2 separate regions of the Homo sapiens genome follow, and region 2 is linked to region 1. Evidence: chromatin loops called from intact Hi-C (ENCODE). Cell type or tissue: endothelial cell of umbilical vein. All regions are shown on one strand. Links, peaks and the distances in the headings refer to the core of each region. The heading gives the core; the rest is flanking DNA. Region 1 overlaps FRMD4A (FERM domain containing 4A). Region 2 overlaps FRMD4A (FERM domain containing 4A).

What was found. Peaks named below come from ENCODE experiments on the same cell type or tissue, not always from the same donor. Only the 100,000 strongest peaks of a DNase experiment are listed, where the experiment ranks them.
Region 2: it touches region 1 in a loop (6-fold over the local background); 1 of 110 quality-filtered maps calls a loop at or near these places.

The regions. Positions count from the first base shown.
Region 1 is chr10:13,888,962-13,891,870 of GRCh38, forward strand. The region is part of intron 2 of FRMD4A (FERM domain containing 4A); the gene reads right to left. Among named protein-coding and RNA genes, the nearest start is that of FRMD4A-AS2, 100 kb to the right of the region's middle. In endothelial cell of umbilical vein, for the core only: no CTCF peak of the experiment used is centred there; DNase peaks (open chromatin) are centred at 1,450, 2,250, 2,330 and 2,500; H3K4me3 peaks cover 2,500 bases; H3K27ac peaks cover 2,500 bases.
Region 2 is chr10:13,685,253-13,688,161 of GRCh38, forward strand. All of the region lies in intron 15 of FRMD4A (FERM domain containing 4A), which reads right to left. Among named protein-coding and RNA genes, the nearest start is that of PRPF18, 100 kb to the left of the region's middle. RefSeq lists a silencer at 1,455-1,574. In endothelial cell of umbilical vein, for the core only: no CTCF peak of the experiment used is centred there; a DNase peak (open chromatin) is centred at 1,219; H3K27ac peaks cover 2,500 bases.

The DNA.
Region 1 (2,909 bases), core at 268-2,767:
TCAGTATGATGCGTCAGGCTAAACGCAAGTCTTATGAGGGGTAAGTATATGGCTTGCTGGACACGTGAATTGAACTACAAGCATGCTGCACGCACGTGCGGATGCAAACACACACGCACCAGCATAAACAATGTAAACACAAGTGGTATATTCATGCAGTAAAGGCAGTAACGATCTTTGATGGTAGTCTCACCCAACACTTACTTAAAGACAAAGGTAGCCTGGCAAGTCCCCTCAATATGAGATCTCCTGAACCTTCCATATCCCTTTCTTTCACATCACAAACCAATCTCACTTTTTGCATCCACTCCTTAAGGTTGACTCAAGAGCTCTTTCCTTGGCAACTCTTGCATATCTGCTATTCCACAGAGCTCTCTCCCCAAGTTCCAGAACCAAGCAAGGAGTCACTGGATGTCTTTCCCTTTGACCTCAGGCTATAACTTCGCTGTGACAATAACATCGAGAGCTGTGCACATCTGGGATGCTGTTCTCATGGATTATGAAATCAGCAACTCACTGAACCTCAAGGGGTCTCAGTTTCCCCAATGACGAGATCATGCTAATGGCACCAGCCACCTGCCAGGTTATCAGGGGACTTGATAACAATGTCTGCAAATTACAAAGAGAACCCGTGCCATAAATAACAAGTCTTATTAATAAAATTAGTTCAAGACAAGTGCCAAAAACAATATAGCAATAGCAGCGGCAGATCACACTTGGTCAGAACAAAAGAGGGTGGAGAGATTTTCTGATCCTTATTCCTACTAAAACAATTCCCCTTTAATGAAAGAATAAGAATTTAATTTTTTCTCCCTAAAACATTACTTCTACCCACACAACTTCATACACCAGTCATTACTTCTTTCTAACTTATCTGGAGGCAACATTGTATTCACTGGCTGGACAATATAGCGTTGATTTCAAAGCATGTCCAAATATTGCCTCCAATTAAATTAATTGCAGCTATTTAACTTCTCAGGACCAAGTGGATTCAAACCTATTTGTCACACGACCCTCATTCCTGCTGTGCCCTAAATAAACCCAAACTTCCTTTGCAACAGAATGGATCTAACAGAAGACAGTGTACAAACTGGATCATCTCCTAACCTTCTAGGTTGCAAGAGACAAGTAACACTTTGAGAACCAAACCAGATTTCTGTTGATTTGAGGCTTTGGTCTTCTGGCCCTGTCCAAGTCCAAGTCACACTCAAACATAAATGGGGCTTAATGCTACGAATGGGCTTGATACAATTTAAAGACCAAAAACAAAACAATGAAATGTGTCTTCCTCTCCCTGACTGCTGCCCCCAATGCAAAAGCACTTTGCTGCACATTTGAAGGACGGCATACCCAGCTAAGTTTCATGAAGTCTAAGGGACAGGTTACTGTATCCAGTTCCTAAGGTACTTCCCCAGGGTCAGCAGTGGCTTCCCAGGATGAAGTCAGCAGTTTGTCCCGGGCTCTCTGAGCGGTGCTTTCCCACAGATCAGTGATGCTGTTGGAAAAGGACGACTTACGGATGCAGAGGTGGAAGGGGGGTACCAGCAGCTGAACCCTCAATCAGGTCCAGGCAGATGTATTCCCGATAGAACAGGCTGTCACCACTGACCAGCTCAGACTTAGAAATGTGCCTGTCTAGGTTTTCAGAGCAACCCCTTTCATCACTATCTGTGAGGAGGATTCGAACTGAAAGAAGCCAGAAACAGCAGTAGCAGCGTCTCCACTGGGATGCTCCATTCATAGGGGAGCCAGAGCCGCATCCATTCATGGTGGGGTCAGGGAGTCCTTTGCGGGCATTGGTTCTCGTTTCTCAGCAAGCTGCACTTCCCGGGGGGCTGGCATGGCTGCATCGTTCAGAATGAGGATGTCTATTAAGAAGCCGTCGCCAGAGCTATTATTAGCACAGCCATCCCTTGGAAATTTCGCAGAATACGCCTGAATGTACGAACAGTTACTCTGCTAACAGGGTACTGGAGAAAAAGGCACCAAGTCGCTCGTTACGCACAGGCAGCCCACGCAGCTTTCTCGGTGCAGCACCGGGAATCTTTTCTGAATTCAACGTGCACCAACATTTGAGCAGCTGCCTCCAATATAGAAGCACTGCATTTAGCCAATTTTAAATGAGCACGTACTAAAGGGGGTTCCCTTCTGTTCTCCTCCCCTTCCGAGCGTCCGTTTTCTCTGCATCAAACTTGCTGCAGCCATTTGGAACGTAAAAAGCAGTCCATCTTAGCAGCCCCGGGCACCGGCGATCGGCTGCTGGCCCCCGCCACCCTTGTCTGAAACGCCCTGTCCTGCACCCAAAGGAAAGGGCTCCCCTGGCACTCTCAGAAAATGGTTTTAAAAAAAGCCTACACAGCTCTGCCTAAAGCCATGTCCTTTCCTATCTCCCCGGGTAGATTCAGACAGCGTGGGACTGAGGTGCCCAAGGAAAGTAGGTGTGTGTGTGCCGAGGGGAGGGTTGCAGAAGAAAGCACAGTATGTGCCCCACGTGGGATTTGCATTTAAAAACTGTAACATACGCGAAATAAACGACTCCAGGCCCCCAGTAAAGAAGCAGCGGCGCGTCCCTTTTCCCCGGCCCAGCGTGAAAACACGGAAGGCGAAGGGCTGCCGTCAGTCGCCTCCCTGCCACCGCGACCGGGAAACAAAGACACATTACCTTTTATTTTTTGCGCTTCCAAGGGATCCGAGGAACTTCTGGCTGCAAGCGGCTGGTACCCCGGAACGGGCGTCCCATTCGCCCGGGCGAAGGCCCTTGGCCTACTAGGCGGCCTTGGCGCCCGCAGCTGGCGAGCCCCCGCCCCGTCCCCGCCGCCGCCCCCGCCGCGGGCCCTCGGCGTCAGCCCATAGCCCGCTCGCGCCTCTCGCGCCGAGCCTGGCCCGGCGCCAGTGAGCCCCGCCGCCGG
Region 2 (2,909 bases), core at 86-2,585, 200 kb before region 1:
AGCACCTTTTGATGGTGGCTGGGAGTCTCTGGAAGAGCTTTGCTTTCTGGCTAGATTCCATGGCTCACTGGCACTCGGTGAAGAGTGCAAATGTAATTTAACAGAGAGAGAGGAGAATGGAAAAAAATAACTGAACATTCATTTTAAAAAATTAGCAGCATCCAGTAAAATACCCAGCTGAAACTATGGTTTGTAAATCCTACAGTTTCCATTTCTTAGGCTGTGAAATGAGGGAGCTGACCTATCTTCTGGGTCCAAGCTTGTTAGGCTATTGCAATACCAACGTTTGCAGGTTAACTGTGAATTTCAGTCATCCTCATTCTGTGCTCCCAGCAAAGGAGCACTGCAACAGAGGGCTGGCCCTAAATGGGAACAGAGAAACGCTCGTGGGAAGTGATAGTTATATCTCTTTTTAGTATTTAAAATTTCATCACAGTCCTACCCAGTCAGGAGGCTGAGGCAGGAGGATCGCTTAAGCCCAGGAGTTTGAGGCTGGAGTGAGCTAGCATTGCACCACTGCACTCAGGGCGACAGAGCGAGACCCTGTCTCAAAAAAAAGTTATCATTGGAAAGTCATTCATTTAGGTTATACATTGTCATTTGGTCCTGGTTCCCTTTAGTGGGCAAATGCTCCTTTATTAGTAACACCTCAGGGGATAAATATAGCTGTGTAAATGACTTTGTCTTTATTTCCCCCAAAATAAGAACAGAAAGGGATAACGACTCTGTCTCCCTCTCAATTTTGACTCAGGCCAGTCCTGCTCAAACATGTCCAGAACCATCCATTCCCCAGAAAGAGATTTCGCAGCTCTCCCTGGGCACACGGTCCAGCATAAACAAACCCTGGCACAATCCGACTTTGGCTGCGCCCTGGGGCAGAGCAGAGGCTATGACCAAAATTAAGGCCCCTGGAATCCTGTCCATTGTTAGACCTAAAAGGAGAGGCCACAGGCCATGGGTAATGGAGGACTTTAAAAGGCCAGGAACAGAGATACAGGGAGGAGAAGGAGGAAGGACAAAAGAGAAGGGATGAAGACAAAACCGAAAAACGTCGTGTGATTTATATCAGCGCAAGGCAGTGAATTCTGAGCTGAACACAGCCGCCATCATGACGCTGACAGAGCCTATCAGCTCCCCTCTCTGTTTGGAGAGATGTCAGATAGCTGGCACTCTCATTGTTACATTAGTTATTAATAAACTCCTTAACAATGGGAGGAAGTGCTAGCATTCAGAGAATGGGAGTGTGTCAACAGCTGAGGACTGAATGTGGACGGATCCCAGGCAATGCCAGGCCCATGTTTAGCACAACCTGTTTTCTCCCAGAACAGAAAGTGTCAGAGCCAGGGTACAATGACAGACTGCAAGTTTTGTTTCATTTCTCGTTTTTTAAACCCAAGATCCATCACCAGATTCTTCGCAATCTTGCTGATCACACTGCAGATGACTCAATGGCCATCTCAGTAATCACACAGCCAAATTCCTACTTGAAAACACAACATATCCCTTAGTTTTACAGAGAATGGGTCGTTTATGGCCCTAGACTTCTAGTCGAGAAGCCAAGATCAGCCTCATCATCTCATTTAAGAAATGCTGCAGTCCCATTTATTCGTTTCAGTGGTTAATACAACAAGCCACACGTCCCTGCAGCACACTGGGTATTTCCTAAGTGGGTTTGTGCTATTTTCCTTAAAAAGCCTGAGAACAAAAACTAACTCTCCTAACTCCCATTGAAATCAGAACTGTTCTCTGATGGCTTGGCCAGGTGTGGTGGCTCAAGCCTGTAATCCCAGCATGTTGGGAGGCCGAGGCAGGCAGCTCACTTGAGCTCAAGAGTTCGAGACCATCCTGGCCAACATCATGAAACCCCATCTCTACTAAAAATACAAAAATTAATTAGCCAAATGTGGTGGTGGGCAACTGTAGTCCCAGCTGCTCAGGAGGCTGAGGCAGGAGAATCGCAGATAACCCGGGAGGAAGAGGTTGCAGTGAGCCGAGATCATGCCACTGCACTCCAGCCTGGGCGACAGAGCAAGACTCCATCTCAAAAAACAAAATGAATGAATGAATGAGCTGTTCTCTGATGGCAAATCCCCAAAACAACACTTAGAACAAATCTCAGGCTCTGTCTCACTTTCAGACAAGCTATGAATGGGCTGTGTGTCTTCACCTACAAAGATACACCCAGTTATTGTTGCTTTGTTGTTGTTATTCCCTTTTTTCTCCCCTCCAACATTTTCTGGAATTTCAAGTAACATGAGATGGGAAGGAAGGAATAAACCCATTCAAGTTCTTTCAACATGGATTTTGGATTCTTTTTTTAAAAGACCCTGAACATGTCTTAACCAGATGGTTTGAATTCATAGTTGTTCTCTCAAACTGTACCTGAACTTTCTGCAAATGTGTTACCTGAAGACTTAGGAGTGAAAGCAACAGAGAGACGCAGCTACAAATGTGGAAGCAATCACTGGGCTGTCACAGGGCAGAGTGAATCCAATGCACCCTGCCTGCTCCCCCTCCAGTGGTCAATAACAGAGGCACTGAGCACCTGCACAAATGGATTCAGGACGCGGGTTCCACGACTTTCCTCCCATCTGAATGCCACTCAGTGCTGCATGGGGAGGTGAGAATTTCATTCCTTTTCTTCCAACACAGGCTTACAGCTCTGATTCAGATGGTTCACCACCTCTAAGGGCCTCCACTTAAATACAGGTCTACGGGGTCTCACAGGGGACAGCTCTGCGTATCACTACTACGGGATTCAGGGCCCTGATCTCAAGCCTTAACCAATCACTTTAACTACGCTGAAATCATCTGCCATTGAGTCATCTGCAGTGTGATGAGCAGGACTGTCAAGAATCTGGTGACAGCATAGCAAAGACTTGGAACCAACCTAAATGTCCAACAACGAT